2 separate regions of the Homo sapiens genome follow, and region 2 is linked to region 1. A link is a contact called in ENCODE Hi-C or POLR2A ChIA-PET data. All regions are on one chromosome and are shown on one strand. Each heading gives the region's core, a stretch centred on a gene start or an enhancer-like site at or near the end of the contact. The rest is flanking DNA. Distances are from core to core; before and after follow the strand shown. Region 1 has its middle 40 kb from the start of GSTA2. Region 2 holds the start of GSTA1 (glutathione S-transferase alpha 1).

Region 1 (6,395 bases), core at 1,243-3,742:
GTGGCTGAAGAAAGTTTAATGAAATACCTATTGTATTAGTCTGACCTCATGCTGCTACGAAGAAATACCCAAGACTAGGTAATTTATAAAGGAAAGAGGTTTAATTGACTCACAGTTTCACATGGCTGGACAGGCCTCAGGAAACTTACAATCACGGTAGAAGGCACCTCTTTACGGGCAGCAAGGGAGAGAATGAATGCCCAGAGAATGGGGAAGCCCCTTATAAAACCATCAGGTCTTGTGAGAACTAACTCACTATCATAACAGAATGGGGGAAACTGCCCCCATGATCCAATTATCTCCACATGGTCCCTCCCATGACACATGCGGATTATGAGAACTACAAGTCAAGCTGAGAATTCGGTGGGGACACAGCCAAACCATATCACCTATTTACAAACTGGGGAAGGGTTAAACTACTACAACGGATGATGAAGCACTCTGGGGCTCTCCTTTCCCTGGCCTTCATTGAGACAAGAGCAGAAAGCAGTTCAGGGATCTAGGAAAACACTGAGAGTCACAGCTGCAGGAAAAGTCTGCACCAACAGGAGCTGATGGCTTTCATAGAGAGAGATCCACTGTCAACCTAAGTAGCCCTGAAGACACGGTCAGTTTATAAATGACTGGACATTATGACAATAATTTATTACTGATTTGCTATAAAGTGTTATCCATTTTATGCTATATATAGTTTAGCATAGCTAGAAAATAAAGGGAAATTTATTTTTAATTTTGGGTATATATACAGATTTATATATTATATTTACCATACCAGATGTTAAACATTCTGACTATCACTCCTGGGTAGTCTGTGACATAAAAGTATGAAGATTTTTGTTAAGAAGTAATTAACATTTGGTATTTAATACTTACACCATCCGCCATTTTAATAGTGAGTTTATATATATATGTGTGTGTGTGTGTGTATAACTGAAGTGGATATTAATTTCTCTGCACTGGGGGAATTGGGTCAATATTTGAGCCATTAGGTATACTGACTTGCCAGTTTTCTGGGATATTCTTGAAGAACAAATATGTTTTAGCAACATTCTGCCAATTAGAGCTGCTTAGATGAGGCAGCTGTGAGTCAGCACAAATTTAATCTGTGTTGACTTTGCTCTGCCTTGCCTCCTACCTTTCTCCAATCTTTACTCACCTTCCCTCTGCACACAGCAGCTGTTTCAATATATTTGTCCTTTGAAACTTTGAATACAGTTGCAACATTCTAAGTCAACAGGGCAGCTAAGTATACCTAGCAGAAAAATTAGACTTTAACCTCAGAAATTGACAAAATCTTCTCAAGGATTATGGTTCCAATAAATACTGTTTAAAGTATTTTATTCATAGTTCTATTCAATAAAAGTTTATAGAGCACCTACTTTGTTCCCTGAATTGTTTTAGGCACAGAGAATGCCAGGAAAGACTAAGTCCTGAATGACAGGAACCAGAAGATCCAGTGAGCGAGGGTCTTAGTCAGAGGGAACAATGAGACAGGGTGTTGGTCAGGAACAAGTTGGGTGTGTTTTAGGTACACTAGTGTTGTGGGAGCAAGGCGAGGAAGTATTGAAAGATGAGGCCAGCATGGGTGTATTAGTTATCAATTGTTATATACCAACTCACCCCGAAGTTTAGGGACTTAAAGCAATAAATATTTATTATCTCACACAATTTCTGAAGGTCAGGAATCTGGGAGCAGCTTAGCCGGGTGGTTCTGAATCAGCATTTCTCAGGACGCTGCAATCAAGTCACTAACAGGCTGTGTCAGCTGAGGGCTTGACTGGGATCTGTTTCCATGATGGCTCACTCACATGGCTGTTGGCAGAGGCCTCAGTTCCTCTCTGAAAGTTGGCAATACATCTCACTTCTTTGGCATGCCTGCTTCTGTGTAGGACTGCTTGAGTGTCCTCAGGACATGGCAGCTAACTTCCCCTGGAGTATGTAAGCAAGAGGGAAACTACAATGTCTTTTATGACCTAGTATTGGAAGTTACACCTCTGATGATAGAGAAGGGCTGAGGACATCGCCTCGGGGGAGATAGCAGTTGGAGAAGAGAAGGCTGGGTGGAGCCAGCGAAGGCGTCTGAAGAGGAGGGGTCAGTGAAGTAGAAGGAAGTCCAAGAAAGTGTGGCATCATGAGGCCAACAGTCCGGCAAGAGGATGGAAGAGTGGACATTGAATTTGGTACCACGGAGGCTACTGCTGACCCGAGGAGAGAAGATGGGGACACAAGCCTGACTGGAGTGGGTTGAGGAGAAAATGGGACGTGAGGTAGAGGAGACAGCAGCTACCGGCAGCCGTTTTGAGAAATTTTGCTCCGAAAAAGGGCATATGGTTGGGACAGTAGACTTTCTCAGTGATCTAAAAGAGGAAGGGAAGGTTGAGTAGGCTGAGCTCAGTTTCATTTGCAATTGTGGAAAGTCACCTAAGAGTGGCTGAGTCTGTGCACTGAACTCTTTACAGCCACCAGGGAGGTCCCTTGGCTCTGGGCAGTGCGCCATCTGGTGCTCAGTCATGGAGTCAGCGTTAGACTGACACAGTAGGTTGGGCAATCCCTTTGCTGGAACAGAGACTTTTTTTCTCATAAATTTTAAATCCAAGTTGGAGTAAATTGCCAAAAGAACAACTAAAAAATGCTGACTGAAAGGCAGAGGTGCAAAGTTCTCCTCACTTCCTTTTAACCCCTTCCAATTTATTCCATTTTGTCTTTCTTATTCCCTCATCCTCTTCACCTTAATCCATGAGTCTCTCTGTATTTCCTTTTCCACTGTCCATTTCTATGACGCAGAATCTAACGATGCAGCTACAAGCCAAGAAACACCAAAGATTGCTGGCAGCCACCAGAAACCAAGAGAGAGGCTGGGAACAGATTCTCCCTTAGAGCTTCCAGAAAGAACCAGCTTTGCTGACCTCTGGATTCTGGACTTCTAGCCTCTAGACATGTGCAAGAATAATTTCTGCTGTCTAAGCCACCTAGTTTGTGGTAATTTGTTAGAGTGGCCACAGGAAAAGAATTCAACTACTTTGCAATAAAAAAAGGAATGAATACATAAAAAAGCACAGATGAATTTTGAAATAATTGTGCTGTGTGAAAGACACCAAACAAACAAAATACCTGCTGTATGCTTCTAATTATATAAACTTCTAGAAAATGCAAACTAACTCATTGTGACAAAAAGCAGATGAGTGGTATGGGGCCAGGCAGAAGAAAGGGATTTCCAAAGGGCATGAGGATGTGAATAAGTTCAGTATCATGATTATGATGATAGTCTCATAGGTGTATATGTGTGTTAAAACTTATCCAATTGAGGCTGGGTGTGGTGGCTCACTCCTGTAATCCTAGCACTTTGGGAAGCCAAAGCAGACGGATCACTTGAGGCCAGGAGTTCAAGACCAGCCTGGCCAACATGGTAAAACCCCATTTCTACTAAAAATACAAAAATTAGCTGGGTGTGGTGGCACACTCCTGTAGTCCCAGCTACTTGGGAGGCTGAGGCATGAGAATCACTTGGACTCAGGAGGTGGAGGTTGTAGTGAGCTGAGGTCACACCACTGCATTCCAGCCTGGAGGCAACAGAGCGAGTCTCGTCTCAAAAACAAAAACAAAACTGAAAAACTTATCCAGTTGTACACTTAACTCTGTACACTTTGTTTTTTTTTTGAGACAGTGTCTCGCTCTTGTCGCCCAGACTGGAGTGCAGTGGCCTGATCTCAGCTCACTGCAACCTCCTTCTCCCAGGTTCAAGTGATTCTCCTGCCTCAGCCTCCCAAGTAGCTGGGATTACAGGCGCCCACCACCACGCCCAGCTAATTTTTTGTATTTTTAGTAGAGATGGGGTTTTGCCATGTTGGCCAGGCTGGTCTCAATATTTCATATATATATAATATATTGCATATAATACATTATATAAAATACACATATATTTTAAAGTATCAATTATATCCCCTAATACAGTAATAAAACCAATAGATGCAAATAAACAATCACAAATCTATTATGTACATAAGCAAGCTGTACAATCCTTCTGCTCTCCAGCTGGTCTCTTCAGCTGCCTCTGTCCTTTGGAAGGCTTCCTTCTGCTTAGAAACAGGCCCAGGCCTCCACTGTCCTAACCTTCTTAGCCATGCACCCACACTCCTCAGAAGAAACCAAGAAACACTCCACAACAAATTTTTAAAGTTCTTTATCCTTGGCTAGTTTTCCCTTTTGCTATTTCCTTCTTTCTTTTCACGTCCAAAACTTGAGTAGTCTGCATTCTAGCTCTACTTCCTCTCTCAAAGTCTTGAATTTTAAATTCTTTTTTTTTTTTCCTTTGAGATGGAGTCTCGCTCTGTCGCCCAGGCTGGAGTGCAGTGGCACAATCTCGGCTCACTGCAAGCTCCGCCTCCCAGGTTCTCGCCACTCTCCTGCCTCAGCCTCCCGGGTACCTGGGACTACAGGCGCCCGCTACCACGCCCGGCTAATTTTTTGTATTTTTAGTAGAGACGGGGTTTCACCGTGTTAGCCAGGATGGTCTCGATCTCCTGACCTCGTGATCCTCCAGCCTCAGCCTCCCAAAGTACTGGGATTGTAAGCATGAGCCACCACGCCCGGCCAAATTTTAATTTCTTAATCAATGAACTAATCATCTTAGTTCTATGAGTTTCAAGGTCTTTTCTCAGTCTATCTTTAACTTTTATACTGCAAATACCAGGCCAAGCTCCCTTTCCATCAGCAACTTTCTGCCGCAGTCTCCCACCCTTCACCAAGCACTAGTGCTCAGATTTTCCTGTGGCTCATTTTTTCTTAGTTTCATGATTTATATATCTTCTTTGCCAACATGTTGTCACATGGATCCCACCCAGTCCTGCTTCATGTCAAAAGGCCAGGATTTTCTTGAAATAAATAACAAGTTATTAAGGACAGCCCTCCTGCCTCCATAGCACAGTCCTGTGAAGAAAGCTATGAAAAGATTACCGAGGCTGACATTGGGTAGTGAACACAGTATTTAGCAGGGCAACTTGGATGTGCCTCCAGAATGGCATGACCACTATTCCACTCATTGCACTCCACTCCTTATCTTGAAATGTTCTCCCCACTGCTCTCTGCCAGTCTGTATCAACTTCTTCTCCATCATGACACCTTCACAAATACTGGACATTCCAACAAGGGGTCTTTGTAGATCTGTGTTTCTTTCCATGCTGCTCCCACGTCCTCAAGTGATAGTTTTGTCATTCTAATATTGGGGAAGATATGGAAGAGGATGGCAGTAGTGGTGGAGAAGCAGCTCTCACACAGTAGGAAGGTGGCTATTACGTATTGTAGGTGAAAGCCAGGACTCATGCATCTGAGATGAGGATGCACTGAAGCTGGTTAAAATTCTGTTATTATACATCCTCAGCCTATTGTTCTACCTCAAGACCCATGCATGCTTTCTTCTAAGGTTGCCCTCAATACTGGTTGTTCTGGTATTGTAAGGAAACAAAGAAGGAAGAATCAAGCATCAAAACTCAACACCTCTAGTTCTCCCCTTTAGTTTACAGATGAAAGCACTGGGGTTCAGAGAGGTTGAGATTTATCTAAGGACACAAAGCTGATCAATGGTAGAATCAGCCTAGAACCCAGGTCTTCAGAATCACTAGCAAGAGCCTTTTCCATTTATCCATTGATTCAGCAAATAATTTTTTTAGTTCTAATCTATAAAATGTTGCACTAGGACAGAGATACAGTGCTGAACAAGATGGGACAAAGGCCTTTGACCTCAAGGAATTCACATTGTAGTGGGAGGAGACAGACTACAAACAAAAAAGAAAGAGTGATAAATATCTCAATAATTATAGCCTATGATTGGGATGTGAAGAAAATTAAGCAGGGACTATGTATTAGACTGTTCTCAGGCTGCTAATTAAAAGACACACCCAAGCCTGGATAATTTATAGAGGAAAAAGGTTTAATAGACTCACAGTTCCACATGCCTGGGAAGGCCTCACAATCAGGGAGGAAGGCTAAAGGCATGTCTTACGCTGCAGCAGTCAAGAGAGAATGGGAACCAAGTGAAAGGGGTTTCCCTTTATAAAACCATCAGATTTCGTGAGACGTATTCACTACCACGAGAACAGTATGAGAAAAATGCTCCCGTGATTCAGTTATCTCCCAGCGGGTCCTTCCCACAACATGTGGGAATTATGGGAGCTACAATTTAAGATTTGGGTGGGGACAGAGCTAAACCATATCAGACTATAATAGAGAGTAGTTGGGGAGAGCTTTACTTTAGATGGATGGTGAGGGAAACATAAAAATTGAGAGAAAACTAAGTATGCAAAGAGATGGAAGGGAGGTTTTGGGGCAAAGGAACCAGCATTTTCACAGGTTTGAAGAGAGAAAGTACTCAGTGTCTCTGTGTACCCCAAGCCCCTGGA
Region 2 (6,395 bases), core at 2,176-4,675, 79 kb before region 1:
CCCAGAGCAGGAAATGAGGAGGGCAGATGAGGAGAAATGAGGATTCTGAAATAGTCTACTCGTGGGAGAAGAGTGCTGTCATGAAGGTGGAGTCGCTGCCCAAGAGAGACTGGAGAGAGAGTGTGTAGAGCCACTGAACATCAGGGCTGCACACTGTAGGGCCTGGGGCAGACAGGACATGCTGCAGCAGGGGAAAAGCCCCTGGCCCATGTGGAAGATGCAAGCTGGGTGGGTGCTGTGGATGCCATAGTGATGTGGAATGAGAGGAGAAAATGGGAGCCTGGGCTCCAAACAAGGAGTAAGCAGAGCCACACTTCTTACTCTCTCACTGAATCAGGTAACATGGAGAAAGATCTGGATCTTTGCACCTGCCCAGTAAGGAAGCAGAGGTGGGAGAGGGAGAGTCAGCCTGGACAAACTCAGGGAGAAGCAGAGGCCCCAGCCTCACTGCACATGTGTTCCTGATCTGTTTCCTCTGATTCTCCAGGTGTTGAAGAGCCATGGACAAGACTACCTCGTTGGCCACAAGCTGAGCCGGGCTGACATTCACCTGGTCAAACTTCTCTACCACGTGGAAGAGCTTGACACCAGCCTCATCTCCAACTTCCCTCTGCTGAAGGTGACCCATTTCCCAGTCCTCAAGAGGCAGCTCCTCATCTCCCATCTTGGGATCTAGTATCTGGGTCCTTGAACTGGCCACATTCTGACCTCAGCCTTCTCCAGGTCTTCAGGGCCCCCCAGGTCTCCAAAATGAGCTTCCAGGTCCTGATTCTGAGGCATGGAAATGCCTTCTTGTTATGCCAAGGAAATTACATGTGCATGCTACCCCAAGAATATTTCGCTTTTTATAATGCCAAGGACCCAGGACTCAGCATCTCTCCTCATCCCTTTATTTCACTGTGGTTTCTGTTCCTGAGTTCTCTGTGATGCCCTTTATCCCAATATGCCCTTATCTTCCCACACCAAGTGTGTCTGAGCAGGGCCCTTTCCATCTGGTTCCTTCCTTATGCTCTGGCTCTTGCTGTCAGATAACTGAGTTCCTTGTGCACAGCTCTCCCAACACGCTGCCCCTGAAAGCTATATCTCTCTATGGGAAAAAGTGGTCCCATGGTTTGACTTTAACATTTTCTATTTTCATTTCTAGCTCAATTTTCCCATATCTTCACTTCTTCTGCTTAGAGACTGATCTGTGCTATCTCACAGGCACATTGTTCTTTCTCATCTTCTACAAGAGCCATGAATCTACAAGATTCATGTGTAAGGAAGAGGGTAGGAAGACTGAACTGAATAAAGTCTTAAAGACATTTTTTGGGAAAATGCTAGTGAGCTGCATGTTCTTCCTCTTATCTTCATTTCTCACGTAGTGTCTCTTTCTGCCTCCCTACTGGTGCTGATAGAGGGAACTTAGTTGGTCTTTGTGTAGGAGGGGCGCAGATTCCCTGGGTTGTGTTAATGGTGGTGTTAGCCCTTGGCTTCACTCTGAGGCTGTGCTTTGTGCATTGCGGGCCCTGAAAATCAGAATCAGCAAACTCCCCACAGTGAAGAAGTTTTTGCAGCCTGGCAGCCTGAGGGAGCTTCCCATAAATGCGAAAGGTTTAGAAGAAGCAACAAAGATTTTCAAGGTTTGATAAAACAGGCATGGATGCCAAGAACATGCAATACCAATATTCTAAAGTTTTGCAACAATAAATTGCTTTATCTAAATGTTGGTTGTGGCTATTGTGAAGTTAATAAACTTTTTAAAAATTATGTGCTAATTACATAGTAAAATGCCTATGACCAGATTTAGTTAAAATTGATTTCTTTTCATTAGTATCTGATATGAAATCAGATTTCCAAACTCCCCATAAATTTTCTTGGAATTAAAAATTTAGTAAAAAAGTAAAATGTAGACTATGTGGTTTGTTTGACTTTTTCAAGAATTGTCCTGCAACATTTGTCAAATGGCCTATCAGAAAGTCATGTATAGAAATTTACTTCTGACATTCTGCACAAGAAAACAGTTATCATTCTGGGGAATGGCAAAATGAAATTTTCTTTTTTCCTTGACATCCATTTTATTTCTCATGAAAACACTTTTTCTTATGCATTTTCAAACAACCTTTCTGTCTGCTATGGATCCCTCAGTTTTGTAAGGGGTGAGGAAATATTGAAGAGCAAACAGACCCACCCTCTGCTCTCAGGCCAACTTGTCATCCCTTACAGTGCATGTGCTCCTGGCTCATCCTCACTCTCCTCAAGGCTCTGTGGGGACCCGGGCATAAGCCTTCCCTCAGTTCCTTCAGTGCCACTCAGGCCTGGCTGCGAAGATACAGATGGTATATGCGAATTACATATAAGTAACTATATGCAAAATTATTTTTCCCTGGTGTGTCATTGTGCCAGCGTGTTTGGATTAGAAGTGATTTCCAGGAATCCTTCCCTGCGTCTTCTAGCTTCTGGGGGCTCTTGGCCTTTCTGGACTTTCATGGATCATGACCACATCACTCTAATTTCTGCCTCTGTGTTCCAGCACCTCACCCCCTGTGTGTTGTGTCTTCTCTTCTCTCTGCTGTGAGGACAATTGTCATTGGATTTGGGGCCTATCCAGATATACCAAGATGATCTCATCTCAAATTCTTTTACTTCATTACATCTGCAAAGAGCCTTTTTCCAAATAAGATCAAGTTCACAGGATCTAGGGATTTCTATATGGACCTATCTTTCTTGGGGGCCAACATAACCCCCTACATGGTATAGGTGAAATAAGATTATTTGCAATTGATGAATCCAGGTGATGAATACTTTCAGATTTGTTATATTATGGGCAATTTGAGTGACGCAAAGAGGATAGCATATGCAAATAGGGTCTCTGGATTTGTCAGATAAAATACAGGATACCCACCTAAATGTGAATTTCAGATAAACAATAAATAATATTTCAGTATAATCTGGTTTCATACCGTGTTTGGAACATAGCTATAACTAAAAAATTGTTGATTGTTTGCCTGAAATTCACATTTACATGGATGTCCTATATTTTATTTGGCAACCCAGTAAGAAAACGGTGGCATCAGCTTGCCCTTCACAGACATCCTCTCCCAGCTATGCTCACAATAGAGATTTTTCAGTTGCCCTAGTCTTTGCACCCAACTCATGAAAAAAAGCATCTTTAAAAAGCCAGTTTCTGCTGACTTGCAAAAAGAGCAAAATCTCGGTGAAATGTATTGTGTAAACTTTGATTGCCAACCTTGAAAAGGAACACATTAACCAGTGTCTTCTGATAAGCAGATCACTTGCCTCATGTCTTAGAATCCAGTAGGTGGCCCCTTGGCCATGAAATGTGTGGGAGTGGCTTTTCCCTAACTTGACTCTTCTTTCAGTGGGAGAGAACTATTGAGAGGAACAAAGAGCTTATAAATACATTAGGACCTGGAATTCAGTTGTCGAGCCAGGACGGTGACAGCGTTTAACAAAGTAAGTACTGATCTTATAAATTTCTCTACATTGCCTCACACCCTCCTCTCTAGCCTCCTAGAAAAATATGCTAATATGTGTCCTTAGCACAAGGAAAAGTCTGTTTTTACTCATATTGTGCCGTCTTGGTGTGCTTGGGTGACAGTTCAAGAATTGTTTATTTCTTTTCTGTTGGATACATCTTTACAGAATTGTAAAAATGAAGAATTTAGAAAACCAGGGCTTCAGCATTTAATGGTATGGGAAACAATGACATGAAGAGAAAAAAGAAATGGTAGCATTTTAAACAATCTGAGAATAATCAGTGCTGGAAGAAGTGGCAATGTATGCAAAAATTTATTTCTCTGTGTAAGTAGTCAACACACAATTGTAAATTGTGACACTGTAATTCTATATTGGCTGTGAAAATACAAAACTCAGGTTTAGTATAATTAGAATAAATTAGTTTGAATGTCAGGAGAACTAGATTCTAGTTGAGCCTTTGCCACTAATTAGCTCAAAGACAAGTCATATTCTGTCTCTGGAGTTCTACCAACTCATGGCCAATATAGAGGATAGCTAAGAAAGAGGCTCCGACTGTTGCTGCCCTTTAAACTGTGTAATTCTTTGAATGGAGATCTGTCCTGCTCACTCTAGGATGTTTCTAGGCATCCCTGGCCTCTACCTATCTGATTTGTAACCCCCTTTCCCTCCCCGCAGATATGACAACCCAAAATGTCTCTAGACCTTGCTCAATGTCCTCTGGAGCAGAGGAGCAAAATCCCCCTGGTTGAGAACCATGGGACTACATGACCTCATGGGGCTAAGCAAGGCTGTGTTACTGATGTGCCCCACTGCTTGGACATTCACTGAAAATTTCCTGTTAATCCAGGTGGACTGATTAGTGAATATCAATATCTTCTGTACAGGAGCTAAAAAGGAAAGAGAGAGAGAAACAGAGAGCCATCATATGACAGATTTGATATAAGTCTGGATTCATATAAAATCTTATTCCTACTCGAGTTCTATGAACAAAATATAGAGAACCAGAGAAATGGATACAAGACAGATAATAGATGATGAAGAGACAGATTACAAAGAGATAGATACATAGAACGATTGATAGATAAAATAATACATACATGGATGGGTAGACAGAGATTATAAATAGATACATATACATAGATTGTTGGTCAGTAAAATAATTGATGGATAGATAGATCAAAGAAAGAGGATCCATGGGCTACTCAATATGTCCAGAGACTCACCCATCTTCCAAGCACTGGGACAAGAGCAAACACCCATTGCTGTGTTCCTACTATGAATTTTTTGTACATTATCTCATTTAACTTTCTCAACAACCCTCAAAAGTAGAAATAACTATCTCTATTCTAAGAAGAGAAAATTGAGGCTCAGAGATTAAACAACCTACTGCATTTATGAATCTCATAATGGAAGGAGTCATAGTTTATCTCATTCTCCCTTCTCTCTGATAAGAAACAGTGTCATTGGGACCACCTCAGAGATGTAAATGTAACTCCTTTAATTTACTCCTGGAATTATGAGAGCTTATATTCCTTTCAAAACAAGCCCATTTTTTAATTGATGTAAGTTAATTATTGATGTAAAGTAATTATACTAGTCCTCAACTCACTCTGATTTTTAGGTTGTCAAATCAGAGAAAGTCACAGTTTTATCAATTTTTTCTTCCAAGCAAGCCCCTGAAAAGTTGCTAACAGGAGGAACTCAGGAATTAGATGTTCCCCTCTCGTCCTCTCCTTCCAACATTTATTTGGCTAATATATATTTAATAGGAAAATACAAAACAACTTCTCAGACAGGAGCTGAGAGCCAGGTTATGAGGTGGAGTGGAAAAGCTCTGGACCTGCAATCAGAAGTTAAGGCTGACCCAACACTCACCAAGTGTGCAGCATGAGACAGGTGCTTTAGCTCTCTGAAACTCAGTGTGCCCATCTTTAATTTGGATAATAGGAGCCATTTCCCAGGGTTGTTGCGGAAGGTAAACACACTCCCTAGATATTGACTATGAATGAGGAGCATGTGTGTGTGACCCATGGCAAATCCTTGAGCTCTCTGGTTCTCATTTTCTGTTGACCCAACAAAGCTCAATGGTAACCTATGTCTCAGTCTTAGCCTGACCCTTGGAAACCTCACATTGAGAAAGTGATATGCTAGTTATCAGCAGGAGTGTTGTGATAAAATATTATGTAAGATAAAATTTCACTTCCTTTTGAAACATGATCCTCAATCAATGGCTAAGAGAGTTTAGTTTGGGGATTGGAATTACAACACTGTGAACTCTAGTCGATAACAATTAAACAAGCATACCCCATGCTTTCATCTGAACTTCACTCTCCCTTTCACTCTGTCAAATTATGCTATTTCCATTTCCCAAGTTACTTTAAATTGCTCCTGGAGTTATCATAGAAAGTACAATGTCAAAATATCTCATGACAAAACAGGTGAGTTGATTCAGTATGATTTCAAAGAATTCTTTACTTTCCAAAGGTTAATTATTGACTCCCATATTTTAAAATGAGACATTTAAAAGATTTTGATGCCTAATTTTAGTCATACATACCTTTTTAGAAATACATTAGTTGAGGCCGGGTGCAGTGGCTCACTCCTGTAATCCCAGCACTTCGGGAGGCTGAGGCGAGTGGATCACCTGAGGTCAGGCGTTCCAGACCAGACTGTCCAACATGCTGAAACCCTGTCTCCACTAAAAATACAAAATTATCCGGGTGTGGTGGCACATGCCTGTAATCCCAGCTACTCAGGAGGCTGAGGGAGGAGAATCACTAGAACCTGGGAAGCTGAGTTTGCAGTGAGCCAAGATCACGCCATTGCTCTCCAGCCTGGGCAAAAACAGTGAAACTCCATCTCAAAATTAATAATAAATAAATAAATACATTAGTTGTTAAAGGCAAGTATATTTT

The links. Hi-C counts contacts between places; a loop is a spot of excess contacts on that map. ChIA-PET counts read pairs that join two places held with the same protein, here RNA polymerase II (POLR2A). Pooled maps may share reads with other maps.
Region 2: a loop to region 1 is called in a map of Caco-2, with 7 times the contacts of the local background. The contact joins the promoter of GSTA1 here to the enhancer-like site in region 1. A Hi-C loop is called at or near these places in 5 of 168 maps with a recorded cell type or tissue (Caco-2, Calu3, HAP-1 and 2 more), 3 of 37 single-sample maps with no recorded cell type and 12 of 50 pooled maps. POLR2A ChIA-PET finds 5 or more read pairs at or near these places in 3 of 52 experiments (GM12878, HepG2 and activated T-cell).

Annotation. Positions count from the first base shown.
Region 1 is chr6:52,720,713-52,727,107 of GRCh38, reverse strand. No RefSeq gene overlaps it. Among named protein-coding and RNA genes, the nearest start is that of GSTA2, 40 kb to the left of the region's middle. RefSeq lists silencers at 2,453-2,502, 4,551-4,665. Within about 2 kb of position 2,492, at least 17 of the 41 ENCODE cell types and tissues checked have a DNase peak (open chromatin) inside an H3K27ac peak, as active enhancers do; they include PC-9, where a contact is called at or near this core.
Region 2 is chr6:52,800,846-52,807,240 of GRCh38, reverse strand. It overlaps GSTA1 (glutathione S-transferase alpha 1), which reads left to right and starts at 3,425. Exons shown (of 7, transcript NM_145740.5): 1 at 3,425-3,456. It also overlaps the pseudogene GSTA6P.